Linked DNA regions of Homo sapiens: all the other regions are linked to region 3. A link is a loop called in an ENCODE intact Hi-C map of the cell type or tissue named here. Cell type or tissue: PC-9. All regions are shown on one strand.

What was found. Peaks named below come from ENCODE experiments on the same cell type or tissue, not always from the same donor. Only the 100,000 strongest peaks of a DNase experiment are listed, where the experiment ranks them.
Region 1: a loop joins it to region 3, with 4 times the contacts of the local background. A loop is called at or near these places in 1 of 110 quality-filtered maps.
Region 2: it touches region 3 in a loop (2.6-fold over the local background); 1 of 110 quality-filtered maps calls a loop at or near these places.

What each region holds. Positions count from the first base shown.
Region 1 is chr3:185,558,061-185,560,560 of GRCh38, reverse strand. No RefSeq gene overlaps it. Among named protein-coding and RNA genes, the nearest start is that of LIPH, 6.7 kb to the right of the region's middle. In PC-9, a CTCF peak has its summit at 1,348 (motif pointing right); DNase peaks (open chromatin) are centred at 100, 1,280, 1,510 and 1,980; H3K4me3 peaks cover 2,500 bases; H3K27ac peaks cover 2,500 bases.
Region 2 is chr3:185,544,205-185,546,704 of GRCh38, reverse strand. All of the region lies in intron 1 of LIPH (lipase H), which reads left to right. Among named protein-coding and RNA genes, the nearest start is that of LIPH, 7.1 kb to the left of the region's middle. In PC-9, a CTCF peak has its summit at 1,454; DNase peaks (open chromatin) are centred at 1,194 and 1,624; H3K4me3 peaks cover 1,254 bases; H3K27ac peaks cover 2,500 bases.
Region 3 is chr3:185,316,153-185,318,652 of GRCh38, reverse strand. It overlaps a transcript of MAP3K13 not described here. Among named protein-coding and RNA genes, the nearest start is that of MAP3K13, 46 kb to the left of the region's middle. In PC-9, a CTCF peak has its summit at 1,086; DNase peaks (open chromatin) are centred at 282, 772 and 1,422; H3K4me3 peaks cover 1,219 bases; H3K27ac peaks cover 2,500 bases.

The DNA.
Region 1 (2,500 bases), 240 kb before region 3:
TCCTGCCGAATTAAAAGCATGAGCTTGTGTAGAGCTCCAGGCTCTACAGTGCACTGGACAGCCTTAAATAGCTGTTGCACTGTTTTAAAAATACTTTCTGGGCCGGGCGCAGTGGTTCACACCTGTAATCCCAGCACTTTGGGAGGCGGAGGCGGGCGGATCACGAGGTCGGGAGGTCGAGATCACTCTGGCTAACGCGGTGAAACCCCGTCTCTACTAGGCTGGCAGGCGCCTGTAGTCCCAGCTACTCGGGAGGCTGAGGCAGGAGAATGGTGTGAACCCGGGAGGCGGAGCTTGCAGTGAGCGGAGATCGCGCCACTGCACTCCAGCCTGGGCGGCAGAGCGAGACTCCATATCAAAACAAACAAACAAACAAAAAAAACTTTCTGTTCTTTGGTCATTTCCTGACCCATGATAACTCAACACCTGATATTTTACGTGTGGGTCGTGTCCTCCTGATAGGAGTCAGGAATCTCTCCCTTTAAATCTTCTGAATTCTTTTCAGGTGGAGATTCACCGAAAATTGATGAGCTCTCCTCCTTCACACGTAACTTTAAGGCGATCATGTCGGGGACACCACTTGCAGAGCTTATAGTTTACAATGAATGCCACGAAATGGGTTCTCAGACAATTCCAGCTGAGCGGGGCGGGGGGCAGCTCTTATTTATTTTTTAACTATACTTTAAGTTTTGGGTTACATGTGCAGAACGTGCAGTTTTGTTACACAGGTATACACGTGCCCTGGTTTGCTGCACCCATCAACCCGTCACCTACATTAGGTATTTCTCCTAATGTTATCCCTCCCCTAGCCCCCCACTCCACCACAGGCCCCGATGTGTGAACAGACGCTTCTCAAAAGAAGACATTTATGCAGCCAACAGACACGAGAAAAGATCATCACTGGTCATTAGAGAAATGCAAATCAAAACCACGATGAGATACCATCTCACGCCAGTTAGAATGGGGGGTGGCTCTTCTTTTTTTTTTTTTTTTTTTGAGACGGAGTCGCTCTGTTGCCCAGGCTGGAGTGCAGTGGCATGATCTCGGCTCACTGCAACCTCTGCCTCCTGGGTTCAAGCAATTCTCTGCCTCAGCCTCCCGAGTAGCTGGGATTACAGGCACCTGCCACCACGCCCGGCTAATTTTTTTGTATTTTTAGTAGAGACGGGGTTTCATCATCTTGACCAGGCTGGTCTTGAATCGTGATCCACCCCTCTCCGTCTCCCAAAGTGCTAGGATTACAGGCGTGAGCCACCGCGCCCGGCATTGCGGGGTAGCTCTTCTAAGAGAGTCCGCCCCGGCATCCGTCCGCCAAGTATTTATTGAAAGGGCTTGTTAAACCACAAACATCCACTAGATGGCGTTTTTGAGGTCGGGTCGTGAGGCACCTGTGGCCTTGTAAAAGCACTCAAACTGCATTCTCAGGAGGCTGTTTTCAGCGTTCCTTATCACACCACACACTCCACTCCCTGTCCTGTTTTCAGGGTCGAGTTTCATTCTCATGCACAAATAACATACACACAGCGCCTCAGTATTTTTCCATGCCCCGACCTCAAATGCCTTGTACATAAGCTTGACTATGTTGCCTTGCGCCCCCCACAGTTGGCATCACAGGCATGAGCCACCATGCTGGCCTATATTAGCATTATTATTACCATTTTCATTGTTAATGTGTCTATCTTCTTGAGGGAAGGAGCATGTTCTATTTCTTCCTTATTTCTTGTACTGAGAGCTCCAGAAATGTTCCATAAATGAGGGAATGATGAAATGAAACAAATAAATGGAATTGGGGAAAGTTACCCTTATCTCTTTGCAGGATATGAATTGAAGAAACCCACTTATCTTTCCAAACTTGGACTGCAAGTGAGAAATGGCAGGGTCACTGATGTGGAAGGGAAGACCAAAGGGTGTTATAGTGAGTCATATACCAGCTTGGAGCCCTAGACCTGGGCGGGTGGGGACGTAGGTCACCTTTCTTGGCTGTTGAAACAAATGAGAGTTATAAAATCTCCACCCCTTAGTTCCATTACACTTCATACCTGTTTTTCCTGTCCATGCGTTTGGAAGCTTGCCTGTACCTTTTAAATATGTTCTCTGTAGCAAGTGACTTCTAGGTTTAATAAAGAAGAAGAAAAACCCATAGGTTTCTAGATTGGAAACTAGGAAAACTGTGGTATTCTTGAGTTGTAATCAGGAGGTCATAGAATTGAGAAAATAGTAATTAACTGATTGGAAATGAAGAAATGCTTTTTCTTAGAATACTTTTGAATAAATTATTTCAAATGATTATGAGTTGACTCATCTTTTAAAATTGTGGAAAAGTTCTTTTTTTTTTTTTTTGAGACTGAGTCTTGCTCTGTTGTGCAGACTGGAATGCAGTGGCGCAATCTCGGTTCACTGCAACCTCCACCTCCCGGGTTCAAGCGATTCTCCTGCCTCAGCCTCCCGAGTAGCTGGGATTACAGGCGCCTGCCACGATGCCCAGCTAATTTGTGTGTGT
Region 2 (2,500 bases), 230 kb before region 3:
GCCACAGGCTCAGTGTAGCTGGGACCACCAGCATGTGCAACCACGCCCAGCTAACTTTTTGATTTTTTCTAGAGACAGGGTCTCACCTTATTGTTCCAGGCGGGTCTCGAACTCTTGGGCTCAAGTGATCCTCCTACCTTGGCCTCCAAAAGTGTTGGGATTACAGGCGTGAGCCACAGCACCCAGTGGGAAATTTTTTTTTTTTTTAAAGAGATGGGTGTTGCCATATTGCCCAGGCAGGCTTTGAACCCTGGACTCAAGTGGTTTTCCTGCCTCAGCCTCCCAAGTAGCTGGGACTATATAGGCCTGCACCACCATGCCCAGCTTTAGAATTTTTTTTTTTTTTTTTTTTGAGACGGAGTCTTACTCTGTCGTCCAGGCTAAGAGTGCAGTGGCACAATCCTGGCCCACCACAACTGCCACCTGCTGGGTTCGAGCGATTCTCCTGCCTCAGCCTCCCGAGTAGCTGGGATTACAGGTGTGCGCTACCACACCCGGCTAATTTTTGTATTTTTATTTATTTTTATTTATTTATTTTTGAGACAGAGTCTCACTCTGTCACCCAGCCTGGAGTGCAGTGGCTGGGTCTCGACTCACTGCAAACTCTGCCTCCTGGGTTCAAGAAATCCTCCTGCCTCAGCCTCCCAAGTAGCTGGGATTACAGGCATGTGCCACCACACCCAGCTAATTTTTTTTTTTTTTTGTATTTTTAGTAGAGATGGGGTTTCACCATGTAGGCCAGGCTGGTCTCAAACTCCTGACCTCAGGTGATCTGCCTGCGTCAGCCTCCCAAAGTGCTGGGATTACAGGCGTAAGCCACTGTGCCTGGCCTATTATGATTATTTTACAGATGCAAAGCTGAGGCCCAGAGAGGTTAGGCAATTAATTACCAGGGGTCACATAGCTAATAGGCAGTGGAGTTGGACATCAAACCTAGGTCTGACTCCAAAACTCATGCTGTTTCCAAAGACGTGTTTTTTTGTTTTTTTGTTTTATGGAGATGGGATCTCACTATGTTGCCCAGGGTGGTCTCCCACTCCTCACGTCAAGGGACCCTCCCAAAGTGCTGGGATTACAGGTGTGAGCCACCCGCACTTGGCCTGTATTTGTATTTAGGACATTAGACTAGGGTTGGCAAACATTTTCTGTAAAGAGCCAGAGAGTAAATATTTTCAGCTTTATGGGCCATTAGTCATAGCCATTCAGCTCTGCCTTTAGAGCAGGAAAGTAGCCGTGGACAATATATAAATGGGCATGACCAGGTTTGACCTGCAGGCGACCATGCATTAAATTGCAAGAAAACATCTCAGGCACAATTATGCTAAAGAAGTTACAGTGAGATTGCCCTGGTATCCTACTTGGATATGTTTCTTTTCTTTTAAGAGATAGAAGGGAATACATGATAATCATGCCTGCTCTAAATAGGAGTCTGAATTCCTTATCAAAGGATATTGGAAACACCACTCATCCAACTGTAATTTTCCAACTGTCAACAGGAAATGGCATTTCAGAGTAATTGAATTTCAGAGTAGTCTGAAAAGGACAGGCAAAATTTCTCCTGTTTCAGATAAACTCAAATAGAAGAAGTTAAGCTTTAAAAACCAGTTTAACATGTTCTGTGGTCACTGGTTATATGTGCTCTGTTGCTCTACCTCTGAACAACCTTGACTTTGTACCATAACAATAACATAACTCAAAAGGATTTTGCTTTCTGAAGGCATACAAGTATCTGATGCCTTTAGAAATACCAACAGAAATGAATATTTAAAGAATGAGGCCGGGTGTGGTGGCTTGCACCTGTAATCCCAACACTTTGGAGGATCTGATGTCTGCAGAACATGCTAGCAGGTTGATATTCATTTGTTCAAGCAACATTTATTGATGCTAACTCTGAACCAGGCCCTGTTCTTGGCACTGAGAATACAACGGGTGGAACAGATGAATTATCCTGGAGCTTCTACATCAGTGGGGAGTTTTTCTGGAAAAAGGAAATAATGCTTCAGGTATGTTGCAGAAAAAATGCAAGTGACATAAAAAGGAGAAAATTCTCGCCCAGGCTCAGTAACTCATGCCTGTAATCCCAGCACCTTGGGCAGCTGAGGCAGGAGGATCACCTGAGGTCAGGAGTTCAAGACCAGCCTGGCCAACATGGCGAAAAGCCATATCTACTAAAAATACAAAAATTAGCCAGGTGTGGTGGTGGGCGCCTGTAATCCTAGCTACTTGGGGAGGTTGAGGCAGGAGAATCACTTGAACTTGGGAGGCAGAGTTTGCAGTGAGCGGAGATCACACCATTGCACTTCAGCCTGGGTGACAAGAGCGAAACTCCATCTCAAAAAACAAAACAAAACAAAACAAAAAAAAACAACAGAGGAAAATTCTCCATTCTCCAGGGTAGAATTCAGTACAAGAAAATAGTAGAATATTGATTTTTCCTGAAGGAAAGAGTATGGTTCAAAGCCAGGTCATTATTTAGGCTAAGGAATTTATTCCCAGATAC
Region 3 (2,500 bases):
AGACTCACACAACTCCAACAAAAAAGATTTGAAAGCTACCAACATAATTAAAATTAAAACTAAATTCAATGTGCTATCATTTTATGAGGCACCATATGTGAGAATTTTAACATTAAATGAAATATGAATTTCAAGATTCAGGACTGAATAAACTGCCAGCCTAGGGATGAATAACTGCTTTTGCTATTTTCTAAACAGTCAACATTTCACTGTGTATCTAGACCTCACAAAAGACATTTACAGAATGACAATACTTTAATTCATCATGTATTTCCAGCAATGTTTGCTTAGTCAAATGACTGTCTGTCAGGCAGGTTTATAAAGCTGCAAGAGCAAGAACTTGGTATGTTTCAACTGATATAACTACCAAGGATAACATACCACAGACGCTTTAAGAATTCCTTCCTGCCTGTACTCTGTCTCTTGTATTTTGTGGGCTGCACAATGGGAAGCCATTTTTTTTAAAGCATTGGATATTTTGCCAACCCAGAAGAGATATAATAAACCACAAAGGTATAAACTTAACTTCTAAATTAATTAAATTTATTATTTGTGATTTGAAATATTTAAAAAACCAGTTTGAACTCTCCCTTTAATATTAAAAAAATTAAACAAAAAGAACCACTTAAAAGCAGATAGGTTAATGTTTACACAAAGGCAATTTTTTTCCTTCGCTTTTTTTTTTTTCTTTAAAGTTTTAATGGGTGAATGACCTTGCTGGAATTCCCCTGTCAGTTCTGGAGTATCTATTTGGAACTTTCAAATAGAAACCACTTTTGTAAGTGGCATTAGAATGGTATGCCAAGTAGTATCTGTCTCAATACCTTGAACTTGAATGTTACACCACAGATGAATCAATAAACTTTACACAAAATGAAAGGTTTCCCTTCCCCACTTAGGCCATTTAAGAAGAGATCAAGTATAAATATATTTGACATTATCACGATGTAGGGTCAATTATACATAGAAAACTTCACGTTTACCCACTTCAAGAAATTTACTCTTGATATGGCTTTAAGTTATTCAAAGACAGGTCTATTTTCAAGTCTGTCAGACATTTAATATATCATGCTAAAGTTAGAATCTGAGTCCATACGTAATTCCTGTGACCTTAGTATAACTACCTAAAAGTCTAGATAATATAAAGCATTTATCATTTTTGTTTTACTTTAGAATTTCTAAGATACCTATTTTCACTGACAGAAATCACTTCAGATAAACTATGAAAAGGCTTCAGGAAACCTTTCCTTTCCAGCATGAGCCAAGTATGAAACTAACCCTAAAGCACTGAAGATCATTCCAGTCATAGGCAACAGGAAGGACAATTTAGAGCAGAAACAAAATATTTCCCCGACCTGGCCACACCTCTAGTTTCACCCTTGGCACTTCTCTCCCCCATTTTCAGAAGGCGAAAGAACAATAAAGATTGCTCTGGAATTTTAGCCTAGTCATCTAGCTTCCTCTCCAAAGCTGTTTTCAGGGCTGAAAAAACGTAACTCAGATTTCATAATCTGAGTTTCTACAGAACATATTGGTGTTTCAGAAGTTGACATGAAGGGCACACAAGAGTGAATGGAGAAAGAGTGGAGTATCAGGGAAATCCAGCAAAGGAAGCACTGCTTTTTAATATTTTTCCTAGAATATTTCAATACACTATTTTATAACAGTGGCTGGAATATTTTCAATATTACAAGTCTTTTAACAAGAATGTTTAAACTATTAACATGACATCATAATAATTATAGGATCAAATTAAAAACCCAGTCATCGTCCTTCCTGCCCAAGCTCACAATGTTTCCTATCCCTATCGTCTCCAATTTAGGATGGGATACTAATGCCACATATAACCGCAATCTTGATTTTTAAAATAAAACTGGAATTAAATTGTTGTGGTTGGGGACAGAGGGAGAGAAAAGACTAGATAATCAAATTGCTTTTTCCCAAGGACTTCTCTCTTCCATTCCTACCTCCCTACTCCCATCTAGTCAGCAAAACAAAAAAACTGTTTTTTCCTTTTTTGAGACAGGTCTGTCACCCAGGCTGGAGTGTAATGGTGTGATCTTGGCTCACTGCAACTTCCACCTCCCGGGCTTAAGTGAACCTCCTGCCTCAGCCTCCCAAGTAGCTGGGACTATAGGCATGTGCCACCACACCCAGCTAATTTTTGTATTTTTTGTAGAGACGGGGTTTCGCCATGTTGCCCAGCCTGGTCTTGAACTCCTGGGCTCAAGTGACTTGCACACCTCAGCCTTCCAAAGTGTTGGGATTAATGGTGTGAGCCACCCCACCCAGCCAAAAAAGAACTTTTGATGATGCTATTTTGGATATTAATAAAATATTTAACATAAAGAATTTGTAACTATTTCCTAACCTTTACTTTCCCAAACACTTTCTTTAAAAGTTATTGCAATATAGAGAGATGTCTGAAAGGATATTAATAAAAATGTTGGCATCCCAGGAGGTGGGGAGTGGAATTTCAAGAACATCTCTTCTTTTATTT